Linked DNA regions of Mus musculus: region 2 is linked to region 1. The links are chromatin loops, found by intact Hi-C in ENCODE. Cell type or tissue: left cerebral cortex. All regions are shown on one strand. Links, peaks and the distances in the headings refer to the core of each region. The heading gives the core; the rest is flanking DNA.

What was found. Peaks named below come from ENCODE experiments on the same cell type or tissue, not always from the same donor. Only the 100,000 strongest peaks of a DNase experiment are listed, where the experiment ranks them.
Region 2: a loop joins it to region 1, with 11 times the contacts of the local background. A loop is called at or near these places in 2 of 42 quality-filtered maps.

The regions. Positions count from the first base shown.
Region 1 is chr10:94,684,205-94,690,193 of GRCm38, reverse strand. Cep83 (centrosomal protein 83) reads right to left here and starts at 1,404. Exons shown (of 16, transcript NM_029852.2): 1 at 1,148-1,404. Cep83os (centrosomal protein 83, opposite strand) reads left to right here and starts at 1,581. Exons shown (of 3, transcript NR_015524.1): 1 at 1,581-1,961. In left cerebral cortex, for the core only: no CTCF peak of the experiment used is centred there; DNase peaks (open chromatin) are centred at 1,854, 2,263, 2,717, 3,140 and 2 more places; H3K4me3 peaks cover 2,471 bases; H3K27ac peaks cover 2,140 bases.
Region 2 is chr10:95,468,025-95,474,013 of GRCm38, reverse strand. No RefSeq gene overlaps it. Among named protein-coding and RNA genes, the nearest start is that of Mrpl42, 31 kb to the left of the region's middle. In left cerebral cortex, for the core only: no CTCF peak of the experiment used is centred there; DNase peaks (open chromatin) are centred at 1,721 and 2,754; H3K27ac peaks cover 511 bases.

The DNA of each region.
Region 1 (5,989 bases), core at 432-5,431:
TAGTTTACCATTCAAGTTATATCACTAAGGGTTCAACAAATGTAGACCAAGGCTACTGCTAAGCCAAGGCTTAAAAACTTGTACTGTTTCACAATCTCTCAAATGTATGTAACTCTAAATTGCTATAATCTTTTTATTTAAGAATATTATTAAATACAGATTGCATACTTTATCTCATTAGAAAAGAAATACTCAAAGAGAAATACCCAGCATACTCCGGAATATGTAACAACCAAAAAGAACTCAAATCCATTTACAACTCTCCATAGTCTTGTGTGACAACAAAAACAATCAAAGTGTTCTAATAATTCTAGATAAAATTTATTTGAAATCTGACTACAAAAGGCAACAAATGTAGCCACCTATAAACTAAAAGCATAAATCTGAAGAGCTCCAACTCGCTCCAAACTCAGATTAACAGGCCACATTTACTTATGTTCTAGTTGAATATTAGACTTGTTTACGGTGATGTTGCTTGGTAACAGAAGCACGGCTTTAACAACCTACTCGGTACTTTAAATCTCAGTTTAGTACTTTATACTAACAGCCTGAACATATTATGAATTCACTACATATTTAAAAAAAAATCATCAGAACAAATTTAGCCTGATCCTCAACATGTTCGAGAAGAAAGTGGTCTGATAATTAGAAGGTAAGCAAAGACTTAAAGACACTTAAATGCCCTCTAGGGCATTTTTAAAAAGCCAAGAGTCTTTTTATCATAGTCAGAAACTGGACTAAGAACTTGCCAAAGTACCAAGCCCAAAATACACTTCCCACAGTTCAGACCTTACCTCAGCAACATCCGCAAACCTCACTGCTATGACTACCTTTAAGGACAAGGAAAATGATGACAGCGTGGCTTTTCCCCCACCAATTAACCTAGAGGTGCTTTACACTAACCCCATGACTCCGCTGGCTACCGTGCCGCAGTGCACCAAAGAGCCCCGAAAGGAGTTTCACGTGCTTTAAAAAAGAAAAAGAAAAGAAAAACCTTGCATCCAGAACTCATCTCAGGGCCTGCCTTCCTAACACCGGCTAACACTGCTTCACCAGGAAACAAAACCCGGGTCCAAGGGCGGGCGCGGAGTGCCGCAGGCTTCCAAGCAGACGCCCAGCACGCCTAAAAAGAAGAGAGGTGACTTACCAAACTCACACACGGTCCCCGCTGCTCGCCCCAGCACAGCAGCCGCGCTCGCCACCGGGAGCCCCCGGCACAGCTCCAACCACCGCCACCCACTCCGCTCTGCTCTCCCAGGCATTGGGGCCGAGGGCTCGGGACGGTCCCACCGGCTGGGGTGTGGGGCCCGGAGCGGTCCAAGCGGCCGCTGCCGCCGCGGGGCTGGAGGCGAACCGAGGAGCCGGACGGTCCGCGAGGGCACCCACGCCTCGGGAAAGGTTGAGGTAGCCCGGGAAACTCGGAGGGCTGAGAGGGCGGCGGCTGCAAGGCCGGCTCCTCCTCCGCGGCCCGCCCTCCTCGGCCGACACGCCGCCCCCTCAGCCCGCCGTCCGCCACTCCCGAGCGGACCGCGCGCGTCCCGAGCCCCGGCGAGGCGCGAGGCAGGAAGTCCCGCCTCCCCGTCCTACGTCATCAGCACCGCGCGCCGCCCAAGGTCCGAGCCGTTGGTGAGAGGAGCGGGCTGACGGTTACGCGGGTAGCTGTTGCCGCTGTGGGGGAAAAAAAAAAGTGAGGATGCCACTCTGGGACGTCCCTGTGGGCCGCACCGAAGCCCGCGAGCCCGGGGAACGGCAGATGTCACCTCACGCCCGACTCCCGGTGGGCTGAGGGACTCTGTGCCCTTGTCACACTTCCTTCTCGGAGGGCTTGGACGGTGCTCTTCGCCGCCACCTCTGTTCCCGCCCGCCTTGTCATCGTGCCTGCTGGGCGGATTTTCCGGGCTCTGGCACCCAGTCAGCCTGTGAGTGCGGAGTCGCCCCCAGCTTGCCACCAGGGAAGTCAGGTCAGGACCTCCTTCCTGCCCCAGGCCCATCCTGTAGGCCCGCCTGCTCTTAGGGGTAATATAACAGGGTGGGCTCCTGGTCTCCAGGCTGCAAACTAAATTGACACTTGGTGACAGCTTTGATAATATTTGTGACCTAAAAGCTAAGGTAAATTAGGCTTTTCGCGTTTCAGGGTGGGCGATGGGAGAAACATGCATCCCGTCTATACCCATGCTTGCTGAGTGCCTCCATACTGTGGCCTTGGATCGCCACAGTGCATTATGAAGCACAGCTTATCTTCACCTCTCATGAACATGCAGGAGATGACTAGATCCGGGCTCTGGGTAGAGTGGTAACTGAGCTGTCACCATTTTTTCTAGAAATGAGGGTGCATACTATTATGGGTAGGTTATATAAAGGAGGTATGTGGGAGACACATTCACGATCAGAATAGAGAAAGCAGAAGTCCTGTGTGTGTGAGAGACATTGACAGTAACAATTTGCTGAACAGTCCTATATCAAGTGCCGCAGCATTTTTATAGATTATCTTAATCCCTAGTTCTGTAAATTCAATTAGGCGTTACGGATTCCCCAGATCCTGAAATCAAATCAAATCATTTGTAACCAGTGGAAATATCCGTTAAAAAAATAAAATAAATTAAATAAAATAGAATCACTGGAAAGTGAGGAGAAGACTGGAGAGATGACTAACAACTGAAGAAAAACTTTATTTCTCAGAGAAGAGTAAATGCTAGATGAACATTTAAACCGTTAAAAATAGGAGAAAATCCGCAGTGGTGAGATGTCTCAGTGTTTAGAAGTGCTTGCTGCTTTCCCAAAGGACCCATATTAAGGTCCCTGAAGCCAGGTCCTGCTGCTCAAATTGGCCTGTAACTACAGCTCTCAGGATCTGATGCCTTTGGCCTCTGAGAACATCTGCACCAACTCACATAAAGACACAGATTAGTATAAATAGCAATATTTTTAAATAGAAAATCAAGGTGTATATATTAATAACCATTTGTCTTAGTGAGGGTTTCTATTCCTGGACAAAACATCACGACCAAGAAGCAAGTTGGGGAGGAAAGGGTTTAGTCAGCTTACACTTCCACCCTGCTGTTCATCACCAATGAAGCCAGGACTGGAACTCAAGCAGGTCAGGAAGCAGGAGCTGATGCAGAGGCCATGGAGGGATGTTCCTTACTGGCTTGCTCAGCCTGCTCTCTGATAGAACCAAGAGTACCAGCCCAGAAATGGCACCACCCACAAGGGGACCTACCCCTTGATCACTAATTGAGAAAATGCCTTACAGCTGGATCTCTGTGGAGGCACTTCCCCAACTGAAGCTCCTTTCTCTGTGATAACTCCAGCTGTGTCAAGTTGACACAAAACTAGCCAGTACACCTTGTGATTAGAAAGGCCTTATCCAAGTATGAAATAAACTACAATAACAAAAGTTGTAATGCATCCTCAAAAATTGAAAAAAGAACCATAGAAAAATATATTCATAACATTTGCAAAGGAAAAATATTCCCAACATACAGCTCTTAGAAAAATCACTTATAAATTTCAACACCTAAATAATAAAAATTGACAGAGAGGTGGCACGTGTTTGTAATCCCAGCACTCTAGTCACTGGGATAGGAGTTTGAGGTCATCTTGGGCATATAAGTAAGACTTTGACAAAAAGAGAAAATTGTCCAAATATGACATTCTCCAAGAAAAATACCCAATTAACAAATGAAAAGGTATCCACCTTCCAAACAGATCTTTTGCTGACCAGTATTAACAGGACTGTGGAAATACAATTCCTTTGTGACCACTAGTGTGAGGGCGATAATTGTACACCTGACTTAATATAAGCATTGTCCTCTGTCGCACTTAAAGGAAAAAAAAAAAGGATTCCTAAGGATATTGTTGACTCTCATGTTTCTATTACATACTCATGATGTATAATAGCACTAGAACAGAAGACAATTATGGTGTGTGTATACAATAGAATACTCTTGACCCATTAAAACATTCGATTGCATATGTCCATGGAATCTGGGTCATATTTGTCCAAAAGAAAAAGCAAAATACAGATCACAGTGTACAGAATATGAATGCATATATGATGGCAAATATGAGTACAAAATCTAAAAGAATATGAAGCTGCTTTTTATCTTTTGGATGTTTTAACCTTGTTTAAGTTTTTTTTAATTTGTGAATTTATTATTTTATGAAAGTGAGATCATGTTATGTTTTTTAATTATAAGATGTGCCAGGGAAAGAAGCAGCTGACTGCCGGCCTACACCAGTGTGCAACCTTGGGATCTTGGGATTTTTTGTTGTTGTATTGCCATAAATTCTACAAACTTGTAGACCTGACTACTGACTCACCACATATCTTGATTCTGACTTTTTTTCTTGAATGCCCTCCTGTATTCTCTATGTTCTTCATGATATTTTTCACCGTATCTTGTAATTCCCCCTACCCCTGGATTATTTTTGCTCTTTCTGTACATATATCTTTCTGGTATGTATTACACATTTCCTTTTTCTTATCTATCATTTGTTTATGTATTTGTAAACTCACAAACTATTCTAGTCCTAGTGCTAATAGAACTATGTTGAATTTAAAGAGATACTTGGGTTACTTATGCTAGTAATAACTAAAATGAAACAGAAACTGCCATGAGGCTGGAGAACTCACATTTGCCATTGTGTGTGAGACCCAGTGGAAGGCAAAGCAGGAGCTGACACAGAAGGAATAAAACATTCAAGTAACTCAGTACAGAACACATTGAATTTATGATCAAAACACTGACAGGGAACTCCAGGCACATACGGCTGTACTAATGAATTTCATCAATACCTTAGGTAAAGCGTTCCGGTGCTACCCTGTTTCAGAAAAACAGCAGTTTCATGAGTTCAACATAATCTTAGTACCAAAATATGCCAATAGTGTTTTATAAGAAAATCACAGACCAATATTCTTCATAAACATAGATGTTTAAATTCTTAAATATTGGCAAATCAAAGTTTGCAACATAGAAAATTAACATGACCACAGACGATGAAATGCAATACAGGACAAGAGTTCATAACATTTATGGAACAAAAATGAAAGCCATAGCCCCATAGATGCAGAAGAGTGTTTTACAAAATTCAAAACCCAAGGCCGGGCATGGTGGCACACGCCTTTAATCCCAGCACTTGGGAGGCAGAGGCAGGTGAATTTCTGAGTTCAAGGTCAGCCTGGGCTACAGAGTGAGTTCCAGGACAGCCAGGGCTACACAGAGAAACCCTGTCTCAAGAAAAAGAAAAAAAAAAAAAAAAAGTAAAACAAAATTCAAAACCCAAGGTTAAGTCACGGCAAGCTAAGAACAGAAGGGAACTCCCTCGAGGAGTTTGGTTATCTTTTGAAAACTTTGTGGTAAAATAGGAAATCGGATTGTGCTAAGATCAGGAATAGCATTAAGACAAAAGTTTCTATATCAGGTAAGGTAGCACTCACTGTAGTCTCAGCTACTTAGGAAAGCAAGGTGTGACAATGATTACTTGAGCCTTTGAGTTCAAGACCAGAGCAAGATCCTGTCTCAAAAAAGAAAAGAAAAATGTTTCCATGTTTATGCTGAGGACCTAGGAGACCCAGTAAATGTAATTAACCAAAAAGAAAGGCTATAGATTAGAAAATTCAGCTCCTGGTGTCAGAACTTGTTCCAAAGCTACAGTAAGATTGCGCCGAGAGATTACTCTGTGAATAAAGTGCCTTTTGTTGCAGAGGCATGAATCCAGCTCTGCACCACCCATGCAAACGCTCGGCACAGCAGCTCACAGCTGTCGTCCAAACGCTCATGGTTCTCAGGCAGATCCTGAGGCTCACGGAGCAGCAGACTAGACAAAACAGCCAGATTCAGATTTAGTGAAAGGCCCTCTCAAAAAATAAGATGGAAATGGGTAGAGGAAGACACCTAACATAAACCTCTGCTTTCTACACATGTGGGCACAGGCAAGCACAGGGAGAGATGCTCATGTGCACACGCGCGCGCGCACACACACACAC
Region 2 (5,989 bases), core at 726-5,725, 780 kb before region 1:
GTGTGTGTGTGTACATAGTTCCCATGGAAGTCAGAAGTGAGCACCAGATTCCCTGGAGCTGCAGTGCCAGAAAGCAAGCCATGCAGGAGTTGAACTTGGGTTCTATGGAAGAGCAGCAGGTGCTCTTACTGAGCAATCTCTCCAACCCTAATTATAAATACTTTTAAGAAAAGAGCTGGGCAGTGTTGACACAGGCCTTTAGTTCCAGCATTTGGGAGGGAGAGGCAGGTGGATCTCTTGAGTTCAAGGCCAGCCTGGTCTATAGAGCAAGCCCCAGGAAACAGAGAAACATTGTCTCAAAAACAACCAACCAACCAAGAACAGCCAGCTTGCCAGCAGTTATTGCTTATGTTCTTCATGAAAGCCATTCTGACTTGGACCACATGAAATCACAATGTAGGAATATTTGTTTGTTTTTGAGACAGGATCTCTCATAGTGTCTGTCGGTCTCCACCCCCAAGTGCTGGGATGAAGGTGGGGGACCTTGGTCTGGCCCGTCTTCCCCACCGAGCCGTGGGGGTGGAGCATGAATATACACATTGGGATGCTTCAGTGTACTTTTTGATTTGCATTTTCTTGATGGTTAAGAATGCCAAACATTTTTTCATGTGTTTATTGCCCCCCCTTTAAAAATTTGATCAGTATCTCTTTTGTTCATCTGCCTACCAGTTGGTTGGATTACTCATTCTTTTACTGTTCTTTATATATTCTAGATATTAGCTCCTTATCAGATGAATACGATTCCTTTTTTCTTATTTTGTAGACTGTGGCTTTTTCTATTGATCGTTTTCTTTTGCTGCGTGGAGGCATTTTAATCTAGTGCCGTTTATCAGTTCTTCATCTTATTTCCTCTGCTATTGGGGTCTCATTGAGAGGGCCGGGCCGGTGAAATTGCTCAGCGGGTTAAGGCACTTACAGCTCAAACCTGGCAAACCAACTGTGCTTCCCAGAACCCACATAGAGGTGGAAGGAGAGAATCTATTCCACGGAGAGAGCTATTGTCTGCGCTGCTGTCTGCATGACCCTGTTTTCCCTCTAGTGATATAAACTCTTATAATACAAGTCTCTGTTCTTCACTCCATTACTAGGCGGTCTTATTATAAAGTGTTTACTTCCTTGGGATGAAAGCAGTGTTTCTATGGCTTGTAATTCTTACACTTGATCCTATCCCTAAAATCACAAAATAAATGGACTCCATTTCACAGGCGACAGCTCTTTAGATACTCAAAAGCATTTGTCAGATCTCATTATTATTCACCCCCCCCCCCATTATCCGTATGGCATGTTCTCCAAACCTCCCCAATTTTGGTTGCCCCTCCCCCTTTGAGCTATACATTCATTCATCCTTTTAATAGCATCTCTCTGAGAATGTGTTACCCAGAACTGAGCGCAGTTTTCTTGCTCAGGATGCTTTCATTGTGCTAATGGTGCCAGTAACACATTAAGGTTTTTAGTTTTTTTTGTTTTTTGTTTTTTTTAAGTAGTCGTGCCATCCAGCAGGTTCTCACTGAGTCATAATACCCTAAGAGGGGGTCAGAATACCAAAAGAGGCTCTAAATTTGGATGATTTTTTAATGCAAATATACTTTCTGCTCTTCTTGATTCCTCGCTGGGAAGAGAGAACATTTATTTGCATTGCTAACCGCACTGGTTTTTATTTTTGCCGTGTAATGTTAGCACACAGCTGTCGATACCCACCAAGGAAGAATTTTAGCAGGGGATGACGCATTTAGAAACCTCATTCTTGCTAAAGGGTGGATAGGGAAGGACAGATTGGAATAGGAACAAGATGGAATGTCAGAGACACCATTACGTGACGTAGTGATGAGGATGACAGCTGACAATGGTTGGGGTTAGGAAAACAGCAGAAAGGATAGGAGGAGAGGCTGGATTTCAGAGAGACAGACATAGTCATGTGAGCAGGACTTGACCACTAATCCGTACAGGAATGAACATGAGTGATGACGGATGAGACGGGGTGAGGCATACACTCACACACACAGTTACACACTCACACACTCATGTACACTCACATACTCACAATCACATACACCCACACTCACACATTCATATACATATACACTCATACACACACTCAGTTACACACTCACACTCAGTTACACCCACTCACATACAATACAATCACATACACTCACACAGTTACACACTCACACACACACATACAATCACATATACTCACACACTTACACACTCATATATACTCACACACATCCATACAATCACATACACTCACACAAGTTACACACTCATACACATATTTACAATCACATACACTCACACACACAGTTACACACTCATACATACTCACACAAGTTATACAATCACATACATACAATCACATACAATCATATACACTCACGCACAGTTATACACTCATACAATCACATAACTCACAGTCACATACATACTCACATACCCCCATGCGCACACACACACACACACACACACACACACACACACACACACACCACAGCTCTTGACATCCAGATGACCCAGCTTTGGCAGTGAGGCCTGTGTTTTCCTGTTGGGTATATGATCTTACAGCATCTGGGCAATGTCCTTGGGGCCTGTATGAAATGAGACACCCAATGTTCACTTCACGATTCACCTAGCATAGTTAAGAATAGAATTATTGTGCCAACCACAAGATGACTAACATCCCTCTCTCAGGAAAAACGATCACTGGCTACAGCTTTACCCTTGCTTTGGTTTGCCCTCCTTGGAGAACCAAGGTTTCTTAGGATTCTCAGTCATGAAATACCCCTGCTCTCTGACTATATTCAGTCTAGAGCTATGCCTGCTTCCTTAAATGCTGTACACTGTACCAGCCTAATCCCAAATGCTGTAACAGATTTCCTCACATTCTTCTGAGATACCTCAAGGTTGCCCATGCTGACTGTTCTTTTTCATTGTGTTGAGTGATAAACTCATCTTATTTAGCTCCACATGTGTTCCTGGTAGTCAGTGGTTGAAGAATATGGACATAAGGATTATTTCCTGCTAGTGAGAAGGCTGTATAGAATTATCATCTAGGAATAACAGAATAAAAGGGTAGCTCATCATCAATGTAGAGCTATTGCTTTTCTCAAATAAGGTTAATTTGTTTACATTGATATGGATTATTGTATATTGATACAGGTTTAAGGTTGTCATTGGTATAAATCTTTGTATGTTGATACAAGCCCCCGATTAAATGTCTCCTTTTATAAGGTGCCTAAGTCATGATGTTTCTTCAGAGCAATCGAGCAGTAACTGAGACATTATGTTAGTAACCACGTAGGGCAAATGTTCCATTCTGGGGGTCTTGGTGAAAACAATTTTAGCCAGCGTTTAGCTATGTTGAGAAGATGGCTAGTGGGCATCGCAGCCCATCGTGAATTTTTGGGTTAAATGGAGAAGCAGTGCAGGGGCCAGTCTTCGTCAGACTGGACTCTAGCCTCAGTTCTGCTTCTGCAAAGGTGGCCTGAGTGGGTCCTTATCGGTCGGAGGATGATATCATCGCAGTGTGATCTTTCTGTGAGACGTTGCTATTCTTGGGATGGAAGGTGGGAGAAGGGGTAGGGGAACTTTCAATTACCTTGTCAGGGTGGGAGTCAGGGCAGTCCAAGGCTGATAGGGAGATGCCCAGTCACTAATGCCCCTGCTAGAGCAGGAGGCAAATCATAGTCAGTTGTGGGTAATCTGATCCATCCCCAAATCTCCATATTTTCAGCTCATTTGTTTCTTTTCTTTTTAAAATCTGGAGATAAGATGTAGCTGTCCCTTGCTACTTTGTGACTTCTTTCTCCCACTCTTTTCTAGCCTTCTCCACACTTCCAACCCCCTAACACTAGAAAAGAAAGGACAGGAGGAAATGGGACAATGTCGTTAGACTTCCTTGGGACAAGTTTGATCTTTGTCACTGTTGGGATATCTAATTTCTTCTTTCTTCTTTGTGCATGACTACATAACAAGCCACAACCAACACCAAAAATTCAAAAAACCAACAACCCACCCTGCCTCTCAGGGCTCTAGCATTTATGTACCCCTGAAAAGTCCCCAGGATTCCAAACATACACAATTGCAGAAACTATCTGCCTCTGATAAAATCATGCCCCTGCTAGAACACGAGGCAACTCATAGTCAGTTGTTGTGGGTAATCTGACACATCTCCATTTCCACATAACTAGGATTAAAAAAATTTTTTTCTTATAATATTTCTGTTTTTTTTTTTAAAGAAACCAAAATTCCAAAATTGTTACTACAATAGGGTTTCTCTGTGTAGTGCTGGCTGTCCTAGAGCTAGCTCTATGAAGCAAGCTGTCCTTGAACTAAAAGAGATCCACCTGCCTCTGTCTCCATAGTGCTGGGATTAAAGACATGCCTCACCACTGCCGACTCTGTGTGTGTGTGTGTGTGTGTGTGTGTGTGTGTGTGTGTGTGTGTGTGTGTGTGATTCAGTTTTAAGATGAAGGCTGATTCAAAATGAATGTCAAGGCCCAGATGCCAGGCTAACCCTCTGCTCTTAGTTAGTTTGTGGGCCCAGGGAAGAAGTGATACTTTCTAGCAAACACAGTCTCTAAGTAACAGCTTCCATGCCAATACACTCACCAATAGAGGTTGAGGGGTTTCAAATGACAAGGGAAGCTGGGAAGAGCCAAGATTGCTGAAGAAGAAATAGAAAAAGAAACGAGAAGGCTGAAATCAGAGCCTCAAGAAAGAGCCCATATATTTACAAGACAGGGAAGATGTCCTAGCAGGAGGTGTCTGAGGACTCAGAATAAAGGTGATGGCCAGAAGTTGAAGGACTGAGCTTCTAGACGGGAGTGGGGTGGGAGGGGGGGGGGATATAGGCTGGATGGTTTGAGACCCAAGTGGAAGTCAGGCAAGACGAGGCTCCCCTGCAGCTGTCTGGCATGTCATCACTTTTGCGCATCCTTTCATCCTGCTGCACGATAAGCTGTGGAGACAAGCTGCCAGCCCTAGCTCTGGAATCTGCCTTTTTGTTAAGGAGTCCTGCTTCTTTTCAGGGGAAAACAGCTCTTAGAAAAGAGGATCAGCTTCCCTATTTTCTTTTAAAGAAGAATCTTCCCTGTTTTTTTTTTTTTTTGTTTTTTTTTTTTGTTTGTTTTTGTTTTTTTTAAGCTGTGATTATAGCTGGGTGTAATGCAGCATGCTATTGATCCCAGCTCTTGGGAGGCAGAGGCAGGCAGATCTCTGTGAGTTCCTGGTCTACATAGTGGTCTGCATAGTGAGTTCCAGGACAGCCAGACCTGTCTTTTTTTTTTTTTTTTTTTTTTAAAGCACTGTGGTTTATCCAATCAGAAAGGTAAGGAAGGGGAGAACGAAAATGTATGAAAATGTAAGTAACCTAGATAAAAGTGAGCAAGTAAGCAAGGGCTGGGTATAGGGCTCAGTGAGTGGAGGGCTTGCCTCAAAAGCCTGGAGGCCTGAGTTTGATGCTGAACATCACATAAGCCAAATATGGTGATCTGGGAAGAAGAAGGATCAGCAGTTCAAGGCCATTCTTAGCTACATAGCAAGATCAAAGCCAGCCACGTTGTTTGGTCCTGTTATCGTTGTTGTTGTCATCGTCGTCATCTTCTTCTTCTTCTTCTTCTTCTTCTTCTTCTTCTTCTTCTTCTTCTTCTTCTTCTCCCTCTTCTTCTCCCTCTTCTTCTCCCTCTTCTTCTCCCTCTTCTTCTCCCTCTTCTTCTCCCTCTTCTTCTCCCTCTTCTTCTCCCTCTCCCTCTCCTCCTTCTCCCCCTCCTCCCCCTCCCCCTCTCCAGGTAAAACAGAGATCAGACTAAGAGGTGAAGCTCAGTTTTAGTTTACTCTCTGAGTCTCAGAGGACCAAAGGGAACCCCCGAGGCCTCAGGGCAGGGAGAGCTTGTTTTTTAAAGAATATAGCCACCTGGGAAACATTTGGGCATCTGCCTGTGCTAAGGATTTACCCTGGCCTCTGAGCTCTCCTAATGCAATAACTTTA